Linked DNA regions of Mus musculus: region 2 is linked to region 1. Evidence: chromatin contacts called from ENCODE Hi-C or POLR2A ChIA-PET data. All regions are on one chromosome and are shown on one strand. Each heading gives the region's core, a stretch centred on a gene start or an enhancer-like site at or near the end of the contact. The rest is flanking DNA. Distances are from core to core; before and after follow the strand shown.

The links. A loop is a pair of places that touch in the nucleus more often than their neighbours do. ChIA-PET counts read pairs that join two places held with the same protein, here RNA polymerase II (POLR2A).
Region 2: a loop to region 1 is called in a map of gastrocnemius, with 3 times the contacts of the local background. The contact joins two enhancer-like sites. A Hi-C loop is called at or near these places in 11 of 37 maps with a recorded cell type or tissue (Patski, adrenal gland, gastrocnemius and 2 more). POLR2A ChIA-PET finds 5 or more read pairs at or near these places in 4 of 5 experiments (Patski and embryonic stem cell).

Annotation. Positions count from the first base shown.
Region 1 is chr7:112,688,068-112,695,092 of GRCm38, forward strand. The region is part of intron 1 of Tead1 (TEA domain family member 1); the gene reads left to right. Among named protein-coding and RNA genes, the nearest start is that of Tead1, 12 kb to the left of the region's middle. Within about 2 kb of position 3,549, at least 1 of the 3 ENCODE cell types and tissues checked has a DNase peak (open chromatin) inside an H3K27ac peak, as active enhancers do; it is heart, where a contact is called at or near this core.
Region 2 is chr7:112,865,029-112,872,053 of GRCm38, forward strand. All of the region lies in intron 9 of Tead1 (TEA domain family member 1), which reads left to right. Among named protein-coding and RNA genes, the nearest start is that of Rassf10, 85 kb to the right of the region's middle. Within about 2 kb of position 3,628, at least 1 of the 3 ENCODE cell types and tissues checked has a DNase peak (open chromatin) inside an H3K27ac peak, as active enhancers do; it is heart, where a contact is called at or near this core.

The DNA of each region.
Region 1 (7,025 bases), core at 2,299-4,798:
ATAATAGGTAATTTATATCCTTCCAAAAGAAAGGCCTTTTGTGGCTTCCTTCCTGATTCTGAGCTTGGTGTCTATAAATTCTTTTGGTGATTGTTGGAAGGGGCTTGGGGAGGCAGTGCAAACGGCTTGGACCTGGGAGGTGGAGAGGGAAGGTCATACACAGCTCATGCCTAACATCACTGTTCTCCTTGTAACTTTAGTTTTTATTAAAGTAGCTGTGGCTGACTTGAACCTCATTATGTAGACCAGGCTAGCCTCAAACTCTTGCCTCCCCACGTCTGGCCTTCTTCAAAACTCTGAGACTACTTAAGGCAGGCTGCCTTCCATTTCCTCACCTGGAAAATGGGGCTAAACGTTGGAGTGATGTGTCGGCTGCTCTTGGGCAGGCTGCAGGAGTGGCTCTCAGCTCCCTGGCCTCTGTGCTCCCAAAGAAGGCAGACTGTACAGTTGGTCTTTGCTCCTCTAAGCCTCCCTTTTTCTGGATCAGGTACATTTCACATGCTAATTCAGGTGCTTGTGGGGGGTGGGGCGCAGCTTTTTTTTTCTCTGTTTATTTTCTATTTACATATTTAAGGGGACAGGACTTTTGTTAGCCTAAGTGATGAATGTCTAATTCCAGGTATTTCCTGGATAACTGAGCCCACTCACTCCGGGAAGCCAAATCGCCTGTTGAGTTGTTTTTTTATTCCTTTGAATCCTTTCACAATTTCATGTGCGTAGTTTTGGAAGTCAGCTGTTCTAACTGATCCTGGTCTGCCCAGGTTCTCAGCTACAGCTCAGGGTGTGTCATCGACCCTGAGTTTTTAGGTCACTCTGGCTGAACAGGCTGAGCAGTTACCGATTGCTCTGTGGGAGCCTGAGCCAGGGACCACCTGCATTTTATCGGCTTCCTGTCCTTATCTCTTAAGAAGCCATGCGTGGCAGGGTGTGCTGCTCAGTCAGGTTTCCCAATCTGAAAAAGTTAAAACTAAAAAGGTTTCAACATTTTAGGAGGAGAGTGGTGGGGCTGGAAGGAGGCCTTCAGGGACAGCAAGATTTCAAAACCCGACAGTGCCCTCTTCCCGGCTTTCTTGAACACAGTGTGTTGTATACTCCCAGGTTTTACAGTGTGTGAATTGTGTGTTCAAACCAATGAACCCAGGATGTAGTCACTGCTCTGACTGCCCTCTGTTGCACCCCTGCCATGTCCCTTGAGTTTTGGTGGTGGTTCAAGCAGTTAGTATTTAGACCCAATGAAAGGAGCTTATGTCAGTTTGCTGGGTTTAGTGAAGAAGGGACAAGAAGACCCAGAAAGATCCTTTTAAGCATAGGCCTTCAACCTTTCTAATGCTACAACCTGTTAATGCAGTTCCAACCATAATATTATTTTGTTGCTACTTTATAACTGTAGTTTTGCTACTGTTATGAGTTATAATGTAAATATGTGATATGTAACTACAAAGGGGACTTGACCCATACATAGGTTGAGAGCTTTTATTGTGTTGAGTATAGCCCAGTAGTAGTCCTGACCTAGCATGTACTAAAGACCTGGGTTCTTCTTAGTGTATTCTTAGTCCTGCGAGTCAGAAACCGGCAGATCTCTGAGTTCCAAGCCAACCGGAGCTATAAAATGAGACGGTGTCTCAAAACAAAGTGTAGGAAATCTTTCACTTACTAAGTGCTAGTAAGGTTGAGTTTTTGGCTCCCAAATGATGAATGCCTTATAGTTACTGGTTAGATGTACTTTTTTCTTTTGTGTTTGAGACAGGGTCTTATGTAGCCCAGGGAGGCATCAACCTTGCTTACTGTATTGCCAAGGATAACCTGGAGCCTCCCATCCTCCTGCCTTCACCTTGTGTGTTTCCATCGAGAACAGCGAATTGTGCTTGCTAGGGAAGCGCTCTTGTCAGCTGCTCTCAAGCTTGATGGCATCTAGTGAAATGACATCATGAAGGATCAAGTAGAAGATGAAGTCACCTCTGGATAGCACACGGGCAGCTTGCCTATTACCACGTCCAGTTTGTCAATTGTAAGGTGGTGGGGGAAGGCTGTCTAAGTCATTTTAATTGATAGCTGAGCTTTCAACCTCTGCACTCTCCTGTTTTCCTATCGTTCACGGGGCTCTTCTTGCTCCCACATCCTCCAGTCCCATCCTGATTGTCTTAACGATGTGGCCTCTGTTTCAAACTTCTGCTCAGTGTGGCTTGTCCTGGCACCCTGTTTTCCTTTCAGAATACCTCAGTGCATAAGGGATGTGGGAGATAGCATTTCTAATGAGAGACTGGCCAACTCCCTGTTACTAGGTAGAAAGAACAGTGTCTGGAAAGGAAGCTTGAGTGGCTTTGCAATATGCTTTGTTGTGTGTGTTTCAGATCTTCTCTTGGAGCTTGTAGTCCTGTGGAAAAGGAAGGAGTAGGGGTCCTGAGGCATTCAGTGCCCTCTTTAGTTCTTAGGAAGATGGGAGTAGTGTCCTACACATGGGTGGAGAAAATGGGGTGGAGCCTGAGGAATGTTTGGAAGAAATCTTTGCCCCAACCCAAAAGTCAGTATGAATCATTTGGTGCTAGTGGGTGTCTGAGACAGGGTCTCACTGTATATAGCTTGACTGGCTTGGAACTCACTCTGCCTCTGGAGTACTGGGATTAAAGGCGTCGGCCACCCCGCCCAGCAATGCTGGGGCTTATCTGGGTGTGTTGCCTTAATGTTTATTCAGTTCAGTGTCTTTGGGGTTCGAGGGAGACTGGAGCCTCTGGATTTGGTCTTTGAGCCCAGGAGCTCAAATCTGTGGTGCTGGTGGTAGAGGGCATTGAAGGTACTCAGTGAGTTTGAGGCTCGGTCCCTCAGCTCCCTGGTGGTGTAGGGAGCTTTGGTTGGGAAGCCTCTGCCATTGGTTTTTCTGTGGCCTCAGGCTTGTTCTGGGGATGGGACTCAGGGCCTCACATGGGCCAGACGAGCTCTCTAACATGCTGCCAGCCAGCTACAGGGCTTTAGATCTGGGGTGATGTTGGGGTGTCTGCCTCTGGATCTGCCTGAATGTGTGTGTGAGATGAATCTGGGAGCCCACACTTCTAAGGCCAGTTCACTCCTCATCCATTCTAGTTGTGATAATCAGTGGGCTTCCCAGTGGGAATTTGGGTAGGAAAGGGAGGTAAATTCTTTTTTAAGCCAATTCTTAAAACACCAGCCATTCAAATGTAAAAACTTCATTTGTGATTGAGACCTGTGAAGGAGCTCCGAGAGGTTTAGTGAGCCTCCCAAGGTCACACAGTCAGTTCTTTGATAGGCTGCCTAACAAAGGAGTTAGGATTAACTCACCTATCAGGTTTTATTGTGGAATTTGAATGAGTTATGGCAGTCCTTGATGTGGAAACAAAGAGACTTCTCTGTTAATGGTTTTGCCTTGGAAAGAGGATGGCTACTTTATCTCTGTAAGTTCCATTTTCTCCATCTTGAGTATAAACATGTGGTGGAGATCTTAAGCAGTTGGGTGTGGCCCAGGGGAGCCTTCTATTTGTCTGGCCCGGAAGGAGCAAAGGTCAACTCTAGCTTTTAGCTTTAGTTTTTTAGTTCTGTGAGGACCTGAGTCTGGCCTCTGGAAGTGAGAGCAGGGGGCCTGCGTGCTTCCCGTAGTCCGTGGGGGGAGGGGCAGGTGTGGTTGGAAAGCTGGAGGCTGCTCTGCCCCACTGGTCTCTAGGCTGGCAGTCTAGAGGTTTGCCTTCAGTTTCCCCAAGGCTGCTTTATGCAAATGACACCTGCTAGGATCGGTACCCCCAGATAACCTTGATTAATTCCACTCTCACCTTCCCATCTGGGCTATCACCTGCTATTTAGAGGCTGAACTTTGAGATGAGGTGGAGACACTTTGGTTTTTAGGAGAGAGGAAGGTTTGTAACTGTTTTTCTCCTTGGGTGTGTTGGTGGTTGGGGTCCCTGCTTGCCAGTTGTGGGTTCTTGTCTTTTCGTCTGCCACAGCTAGCCCTCTTCTCGGTCCCCTTAGATGTTTGTGTTGTAGAGTTTTGGCGTGACCCCAGCTTAGTTCACTTTTAGGCTTCTGCAAATTAGCTTAATATCCCTGCCATCAGACACAGGTCCAAGCTCTTTCTGCAATTGATAGTGTGATCCTCCCCAGGCCAGGCACTGTGTCCTCCCCTGAAAGGTGTGGGAGGCAATAGTGCTTGTGGGTGTAAGGCCCACCAAATCTCACAGCCAGCCTTCAGGAAGCTTCACTGTGTGTCCCTCCAACCTTGCCTGAGCTTCCGGCTCCCTCCACCACAGGTCTCAGTCCTGCTAAGATGGAACCTTTCTCATCTGCCTCCACTGGGTGTGTTTTTGGCTTCCCAGCTCTCCTCTTGGCTGGAGTTCCTGCTATTGCTCCATCCCCTTCACCCTTTCTCCTTCTGTCTCTCACCTGCCTTTGAGTATCTTGTGTTAGCCTAAGCTAGCTTCAAGGTGCATCCTTCTCCATCCCATCTTCTGAGCTCTGGGGTTACAGATTGCCAGGTCTGACCTCTCTCTGTCTCTCTCTGTCTCTCTCTCTGTTTCTCTCTCTCCTGTTGTACTGGAGTTCTTGGCTTATAGATCGCAGCACTCAGTGTTTTTTGCAAAGACGACAACTTGTGATTTACATTAGCCTCTGCACTTGAGAGTTTGACTAATGTTCGACTCTGGGAGCTTCATTGATCCTGAGGAACACTGGTTCTTACCTGTGGCATGGACAGCTGTGGGCTTTCAAGGATTGGCACGGTACCTCCTGAACAGTGGCATTGTAATTAGGACTGTGGTCACTGGCACCCTGAAGCTGACTGCCGCCTATTGCTTTTGCTGTCTGACTTTCCTGTTTCTATTCTGTTTTAGATTTTTTCAGTCATGAGAAAGTGCAGCTAGCAGAGGTCAGGGAAAGCCCCCTCCCTTCTACCCCCTTGAGCCATTTCTGTTCAAGGTGCCACAGCCCTCTTCTGGCACCTCTCCTCCATCTCTATCTTGAAGCATTTCTGGATGCCATGTGGGTTCATCTATGGAGTTTCAGTATGTGTTCTTACAGTGGGTGTGGGTGGGTGGAGCTGGAGAGATGGCTGTGAAGTTAAGAGCGCTTGCTGCTCTCCCAGGAGAGGACTGGGGTTCTTTTCCTACTACCCCTGTCTGGCTTGTAATTCCAGTTCTAGGGGTTTGATGCCCTCTTCTGGTCCCTGCAAGCACCTGTGCTCAGCTACATATACATTACCATATGAACACTCGTGTGCGCTCTCGAGTGTGTGCACACATACCCCTGCATGTATACAAGTACACACAATCACACATGCATATGTGCACACACACGTACATGAACACACACACACACACACACACACACACACACACACACAAACATTAAAAAAAGGAAACCCCACCAAGCCCATTATCACAGTCACACTAGCACCTTAATAACTGCTTAGCATCGCTACTCAGAGCTCCTTGATTGCCTCATAAAATGTTTCCTCTTAGTTAAATTGTTCAGATCAGGGTTCAAGCAAGACCAACAGGTCAGGCCTGGTGGCTGTTTCTTCAAACTCTGTGGGGTTGTGGAGATGCCTGGGTGGGTAAAGTGCTTGCCACACAATTTCCAGGACCTGAGTTCTGATCTTTAGAGGCCACATAAAGCTGGAGAAAGAGGCAGCCCCAGTGCCTGGAAACCCAGCATTCCCACAGCGATGTGAGAGCGGGAGGCAGGAGAACCTGTAGGTCACAGGTCAGCCAGCCTGGAGCGTGCGTACACCAGTGAGCAAGGGAGAAGGTAAGGATCTTCCGACCCTTGAACTCCCTCTGTGACGTGTGTGTGTGTGTGTGTGTGTGTGTGTGTGTGTGTGTGTGTGTGAGAGAGAGAGAGAGAGAGAGAGAGAGAGAGAGAGAGAGAGATCGCGCCAGAGCGAGCTCCAGCGCCATCCTCACTGTCAGCTCCATCTGGATTCTGCAGCGGCACGACACAGTACCGTTGAAGATGATCATGCTCTCTGCTCCGTGTTGGGATTTCAGCAACTAGGAGTTAGATCTAGAAGCTCCTAAATCTAGAGTCTGATCTGTTTTGGGTTGGTTTAAATTTTTTTTTTCTTAAAAATTATGTGTCTGTGTGTGCGGCTCTTTTGGAGCTGGAGTTACAGGTGGCTGTGAACTGACCATTGCAAATTGGATGGTCGGGACTGCTCCAGCCCCCAGGTGTTTAAGTTTTTTGTTTGACATGCACCTAATGTTTGCTCTGTCTCATGATGGGAACATGATTGGTTATGCTTGCTGACTTTACAAATGGATGCACCATATTCCCGTTTTATATCCCGTATTTCAGTTTCTTTTCCTCTGTTAGAATGCTATTGCAATGGGATACTTTTGCCAGCTGTTTGTTTAACCTTGCCTTCCATTTCCATAAAAGGAAGGCAGAGTCACCCCTAACCTCGCGCCTTACTTAGGCGAGTGTCTACCAGTCTTCTGTCTTGTGATTTTTGTAGTCTTAGATTTTAGGTTTTCTGATGTGTCTGAATCCATTCTGGTCAGTTGCGCATACTCATAGCTGGCTAGCCGCGGTGGCTTTCGTTGCTTCCTGCTTCCTGAGGACACTTTCCTCGTACCCTGTGCCCCCTTCATGCTCAGCCTCTTGTGAACTCTCAGGTTTATAACAAGTGTCTCTGCAGTTACGTTCCTTCTATGGGAAGAATTTTGAAGTCACACTTTATTTTAGCCAGGGTCTCTGATACCACGCTCCTGTTTGGAATTGGACCTCACTACGTACGTCTGCTACTCGGTTCATCTTAACGTTGTGTGTGTGTTCCCATGCCTGGCTCTTTTGGGTCTTCTTTGCCATTTCCTCACGTCTTCTGTTTACCCTGTGTTTTACTAAAGAAAAACTCTAGTTAGTCGGGTGCAGTGGCATTGCCTGCAGTTCCAGTAATTTAGGAAACTGAGTCAGGAGGATAACCAGGAGACCTGCCTGGGGCTATATAATAAACCCCTCCCACCACCCTTCCAGCTTCCGAGTCTACCAAACATCCCCCAAACTGAAGAGTAGCCTCTTTTTTTTTT
Region 2 (7,025 bases), core at 2,378-4,877, 180 kb after region 1:
CTTTAATCTCAGCACTTGGGAGGCAGAGGCAGGCAGATTTCTGAATTCGAGGCCAGCCTGGTCTACAGAGTGAGTTCCAGGACAGCCTAGGCTACACAGAGAAACCCTGTCTCAAAAAACAAAAGAAAAAAATATTTTCTGCTCTTGCAGAGGACTGATTGATGTTCAGTTCACAGCCACCCTATCAGGCAGCTCACCATGGGTCTGTAGGCACCTGTGCTCATGTATACAACCCTACACAGAGACAGATACACGTGCATATACATAATTGAAATAAAATAGATCTTAAAGAATATTCTCAGTAGAACTTCTGTTCTCACTAGAGAGAAAAAAAAAAAGAAACAAAGCAGCCAGGCACAGTGATGGTGAATTGGTGTACTCTGTAGCTCCACACTGAAATAGGTCACTTCCTGGATAAGAGGCTTGAAGGGGATTCTGTCTCATAGGCAGCTTTGAACCCTGGTCTTCTGTACCATGATTGCTTAGTTGCCTAAGAGCTTGGGACCTAGCCTGCCTCCCTGGTACAGGGCTGCACAGTCAGTGCCAGCCTTGTTTGAAACCCTGCTGGCTCACCACACAACACTGTTGTCATCCCTGAGGACTTCTCAATTTTGTCACTATCATATGGACAGTGCTAGTTTCATTAGCAATTATGACCAGTGCCTCTTAAAACTTTCCTATGTGCCAACTTTCCTATGTGTTAACTTATTTAATCCTTATGAAGTAGTTTGTCTAATGTTAGACTGCCAGCTGATACTCAAAATGGGATTCATATCCAGATCAGATGACTCTGAGTCCTGATACTGTGACCAAAAGGCTGTCTGGTCCATTTATGTCTGAGGAGTTGCCTGTGATCATGGCCCAAGGCTGTGAGGTTCTAATGGAAGAATAATGGGTGGGTGCACGCCCCCTGCTGGCGCTGGGGTCCATGTACAACAGATGGCAGCACTTCCTCAAGTTGGTGGTTGTTTGTGTTGGTAGAAAACCAGCAAGGCAGTCCCTCTGTTACCTTTGGCTCCACTAGAGACTGAGAGAAAAACAGCAGAGGGTGAAGAAAGAAGGAAGAACCTAAAAAAACAAAGACTGTTTTAGAAATGATTGAGACTGCTTGAAATTACACTTTCTACATGGTTTCAGTGTTGTGCATCAAGGGGCTTAAAGAAGTACAAGCTCAAGCCGGGCGTGGTGGTGCACACCTTTAATCCCAGCACTTTGGAGGCAGAGGCAGGCGGATTTCTGAGTTCAAGGCCAGCCTGGTCTACAAAGTGAGTTCCAGGACAGCCAGGGCTATACAGAGAAACCCTGCCTCCAAAAACCAAACAAACAAACAAAACAAAAGAAGTGCAAACTCCCACAGGTGCTGGCTTTTTTAAAGGGCCAGTCCTGGAATCAGGACCTGTGTCTGGAGGGAGTGTTTGGCAGTTGCTTCCGTGTATATACAAAATCTCATAGTCGGACGCTGTGCGTGGTGTCCTGTGTATGCCTGTTAAATCCTGGGTAGTTAGTTCCTCAGTCCCTGCCCCGTCTCAGTCCTGGGACAAGGAAGGTCCCTTAGTTGAGCGTTGCCCCTCTATTCACCCCCAGCATAACCCCTCCCTGTCAGTTTTCCTCCGTGCCAGGCTCCATGTTTCCTGTCCACTGTGGTCTAAGTGCCAGAATGACCAGGCGCTGAGAGCAGGGTTGCTCAGATGACAGCCGTATTAGAGAAGGGGACACTGGTGAGGAGATGACACATGGTCCAGCTCTCTGATGTGTCACTGGAGCACCCCTGAGCAGGGTAGGTGCCCTGAGTTTGCCTTTGTGTGCCTGCACGGTACACCAGCCTTCCTTAGCCACACCATCAGCACTGTGCTAGGCATTGTGCCCTGAAAATGTGAGCCCTCCAGGAGAAAGGCTGAGTGACCCCAGTTTGCAGCTGAGCGCTCTGTGAAGCCAGAGAAACAAAGAATGTCCTTACCTGAACTCTTCCTCCTCGATTTAATGACGTCTGTATTGCATACAAAGATAGGATTCCTTGACTTATCAGCAGTGTGAGCCTGTTTCCCGGCTTTGATGTAGGGTCTCTGAGTAGCTATCTTAATTACAATTTGGTGCTGTCTTTAGGCAGATTGAGTGATGCCAAAATGTGTTTTGAACTGGTCTTAAAATGCTATCACAGGAAATAGGACCAGATGGTAGGTAGTGAGGACAAAACCTTGAGGATTAGCCTGCAAGAGGGAGCAGGTACCTGGAACGGGTGAGCACGCTGATGGAATGCAGAAGCGTATCAAGGAGGAGAGGAAGCTCCTAACGCAGTTTCCTGTCGGCCTCAAACTAAACAAGACACTGGCATTGCTGTTAGGACCCAGCCTTGGAGACCTTGAAGCAGTTCACACATGGATGGAAGAATGGGCTGTTTAAAAAGCCAATGGCTTGAGGCATTTCAGGGAAAATCCAAGGAGTAAGTTACTAATATCTAGGGAGGTCTCTAAGTGGACAGTGCCCTCCCACATAGCTCCTTTCAGTGAGAGGATGGACCATTCACAGATCCGCCTGTGGGGGACAGGGGGTGCGATGGGGGTTGGGGGGAGAATTGCTGCAGGGTGCCCAGGCTAGGGATCCTGCAGAGCCGGCATTCTGATCCTCGTTTCTCGGTGGCTAGAGTCTGGAGCTGGGGATCCTGGGCTCGTGTGAGTCATTTGTCCTTGCCTAAGGGATCCCAAATCCTCTCAGGAGACTTCGGCCTCTGACCCAGCTCTTACTGATGTTCCACAGAAGTACCATCAGATAACCTGAGTCCTTCCAGTAAAGCAATCGGGCCAACATAGGCCCAAAGATGATTTAATTTTCTTATCTTTATAGCTCCTTTCAAAAGCTTAAGTTCCCAGATCCAGTTAAATTCCTTTGTCAGACCGCAGTTCTGACGTTGGCTGGTTCTGGAAATGTCATCTGAACAAGTAAAAGCAAACCAGCATGTAGGAGCCTTTGTGTGAGGAGGGTGTAGAGTTGAGGATGGGTACTGAGTCAGCTGAAGGTTCCAGGCCTCAGGCTATGCAGGGGGTGCTAGAGCACTTACCTTGTCTCATTGAGGGGCGTGGCCATCTGGGCCAATCCCTTTCAGATTCTGTTGCAACTCTCTCTTTCACTTGACCTTCACATTGACCCCTGGAGAAGACCCAGCCATATGTGTCATTTTTGTGTTCAGATGGCACACAGACCAGGTCGCACAGCTCATACATAGAAGGTTCCTACCTGTGCATTCTTAGCATCCTTGACACTTAGAATACTTCATCCCAAAGTATATCTGATCCTCCAGGAGGGTGCTGCCGCTTGGTTTGATGGTTGTCTCGGGCTGGGTGGATCTCTTGGGTTTTCCTCTGTGGTCTTCCAGGGGGACCTGAGAGATGGGGTGGCATCCAAGGCTCTGCATGATGGCCAGACGTGGTGTGATCCCTCAGCTCTCGCCATAGTGAAGGATGCTAAGTTGTCCCACACCAGCACACAGCTTCCCATGGCTGCAGCCTGTCTGCTGGGTGGTTTATATTCTCTGAGCTGGTCTGGGAACTCACCCTCTTTCTTCATTAGCCTTTGGGGAAGAGGCAATTGAAAGCATCTGGAAATGCAGGTTTTATAGACATTTCACAGAGACCCAGCCAGGCTCCATCTGCTTTTCTTGGCGGGTCAGCTTCCCTCCCGCTTGCCATCCCAGTGCCTACCCTTCATTCAGCCATGGTGTCTCTTCAGCTGCACTGGGTGGAAAGAGGAAGCAGGAAGGAGGCATCCCGGTATAACACCCTGAAACTACAAGGGATCGAGCAGCTTGTTGGGTTTAAGCTCTGGAGGAAACTGGTTCACCTTCTCTCTGGCAGCCTCATAGAGACCCATGCAATCCCCATCCTCTCCTGGCTGAATCTGCAAGTCACTCTCTTGGCTTGACTCCACACCCACTCCCTGCCATCAAAGGCTGCCCAGGCCACCCTGAACCCTCAGGTTCAGACAGACAGTCCAGGCTGGATCGTGACAGGAAGCAAAGGCAGGTGATTTGTCCTCTCTCTGATTCAGCTTAGACATTAGTATCCTTCGACATGAATTATTTGTCTTGGTTTCTTTAAATTCCTAAGTGGATTATAATTTTTCTCTTGGTATTATTTGACAGCAGTCATTTTTCAAGGTTTTACTAAGTTCTTCAAATACTTGAAATTTTTGGGAGAAGTTTAGGAAAATATCGCCACCTTCAGGTGGTTTGCTGTAGTGCAGCTCTCAGCTCTATCCCAGGGCACAGAGGGTTATTTGTAGTTTTCCCCTCCCCTCCCCTCCCCTCCCCTCCCCTCTCCTCCCCTCCCCTCCCCTCCCCTCCCCTCCCCTCCCCTTCCCTTCCTCCTTCCCTGCCTCTCTTTCTTCTTTCAAAAATGAAGCGGTCACATTGGAATTCCCTAAATAAGATAGATCATCAGTCCTATTGAGGAAAGAAAAAGGGTTGGGGAGAGAAAGGAAAACCTTGAAGCCCCGCTAGCCATTGAGATCTACTGTCTCAAACTGGGTACATCCCCAGCTGCTCCATCTCATTTTGGAGGACAGGCCTTTTATGCTTCCTCAAAAGGAGCCTCCTGGGTTAGAGTCTGCTATCCTAACGGAAATCAGAAGCTTGGTCATGAACCCACCTCAGCTCCAGTAGTGACAGTAAATAACCTCATGACAGTGGGAATCACCCCGATGAACCTGGCACTTCCCGCCCTGCAGTTCTGTTTTAAGCTTTTCTTTCCATTTCGTAGCTGTTTGAGGGAGTGCACCGATGGTCTCTCCTCAAGTCGGGGACTTTTTTTTTTTTTTTAAAGTACACTGTAGCTGTCTTCAGACGTACCAGAAAAGGGCGTCAGATCTCATTATGGGTGGCTGTGAACCACCATGTGGTTGCTGGGATTTGAACTCAGGACCTTCACAAGAGCAGTCGGGTGCTCTTACCCCCTGAGCCATCTCTCCAGCCCAAGTCGGGGACTTTTACAGTCATGGAATAAAGAGTATCCATGACAGACTCTTGGACAGGCCCAGTTGATAATGTAGTTTCCGTGCATTCTCTCACTAGTCACTAGATTCTCATGCAGGGAAGGCACTGCCTTAGAATGGAGGCAGCTGGGGTAGAGAGGCAGAAAGCCCCAGCCAAGAAGTTTCTAGAAAGTGGATGGAATCAGCTGCAAATCCAGACTGAGAACTCAGCCAACTCCAGCGTCCAGGTCTCTTCATTCCTCTATGGTTTCCATAGGCAGTGAAGATCAAATGGAGCAGGGACCCGGAAGACAGAAACCTTGCTTCAGTGAGGAGGACTGTTGACCCCTCCAGCACCTCCTGTCTGTGACTCTCAGGATTTTCATTCAACCTTTCAGGCTCGTAGTGACAGTGACGACAGACTAGGGTCACAGAGGTAGAAAGAGGAGCTGAGAAACTCCAGATCCCAAGAGATCCTGCCTGTGTTGGGAGTCTCACATGTACACGGTTACCCTAACTGCTGTGAGCTGTCTTAAGCCACAGGAGAGTTTTACAGCGTGACCCATGCTTCTTTGCAGCCCAGGGGCTTGTAGTCAACCGAAGTAGACATCCTGAAAATCATACTTTTGTTTCCTTTCATGTTTTCTTTTTCCTTCCTCATGCCACCCGCCATGTTCCACAGTAGCTTTGCATGGACGGCTAATTGAGCCACATGACCCGTAAGGAAAAGAGCCATATGTTACCCTGTGTCCCTTACTTCCCTGTTCCCTTTGTTAGTGACAGCTATGTACAGCTCTTGCAATTACTTCTTTGTATTTTTTTTAGATGTAATTTGTTACCACTGTGTGTGTACATGTATATGCCATGGCTTGCAACTTTCGGGGATCAGTTTTCTCCTTCCGTTGTGTGATGGAACTCAGCCCTTCAGACTTTTAATGCCGGTGCCTTTTTACCCACAGAGCCTTCTCTTGGCCTTTGATCACTTTTGTTTTTATTTTTGTTTTTGTTTGTTTGTTTGTTTGTTTTTTCTTTTTAAAAAACACTCACTGGCCTCTTACTATGGGAGAATAGGATTTAATTCCACACTTAGCACATGCTAAATTTAAAGTTCCAGCTTCCACTCTGCTGTCCTAACTCCTCAGTGTAGCTTATCAGTATCTTGAGTTTAATTCTCACTTGGCATTTACATTACAAACTGGTTTTATTTTTAATACCACTGTATGATTTGTGAGCACTGTCTTCTTCTTTATAAACTGCTCTCAATGTGATTGCCTCTATTTTCTATCTGTCTAGTTTTTTGTTTGTTTGTTTGTTTGTTTGTTTGTTTTTGTTTGCTTTTTATTATTTTACACAAGTGTATCTTCCTAGGGGTCCCACATGCACACAGACACCCCACTTCTAGTACAACTCCAGAACTTTCTCTGGATGTTCCAATAGAGAAATATTTCAGAACCATTTTTCTTGTCACAGTCTCTCTGGGAGTCCACAGCTCACAGCCTTATTGACCCAGTTCCTCCCAGGTTCTTCTGGGATAGGCCCTTTCTCTTTGATCGTTAGAAATGTATCCCGTATCTCCTAAAAACCTTCAGGGACAGTCAGTTTTCTGAAGCCTCCTGCATCTGAATGTGGACTCTGCTCTCATGTAAATGGCTAACCTGATTCATATGGCTCAGGTTTATAAAACCATTCACATTTTCTGGGAGGATTCTGCACACGTACTCCTTGTTAATGAAAGACACTACAATTCATGGAAGATATGTGGGAGGGTTTTTGTTTGTTTGTTTTGTTTGTTTGTAGATATATTTATTTTTGTTTTATGTGTGGAAGTGTTTTGCATGCCCGGTACATGTGGAGGCCAGAAGAGCCCCCGGAGGCTGGATCCCTGAACTAGAGTTGCAGATGACGGCGAGCTGCTATGTAGGTACTCTGCTTTTGCAGAGCCTGTGAGGAAAAGCAGCTTGTAGTGTTTGCTTATGGATTAAGTGTTCTTAGCTCAGTGCCTGGTGGACGGTAGGTGATAGGCACGTTGGTTGTTCTACTAAAATCTACAGAGAAAATGCAGA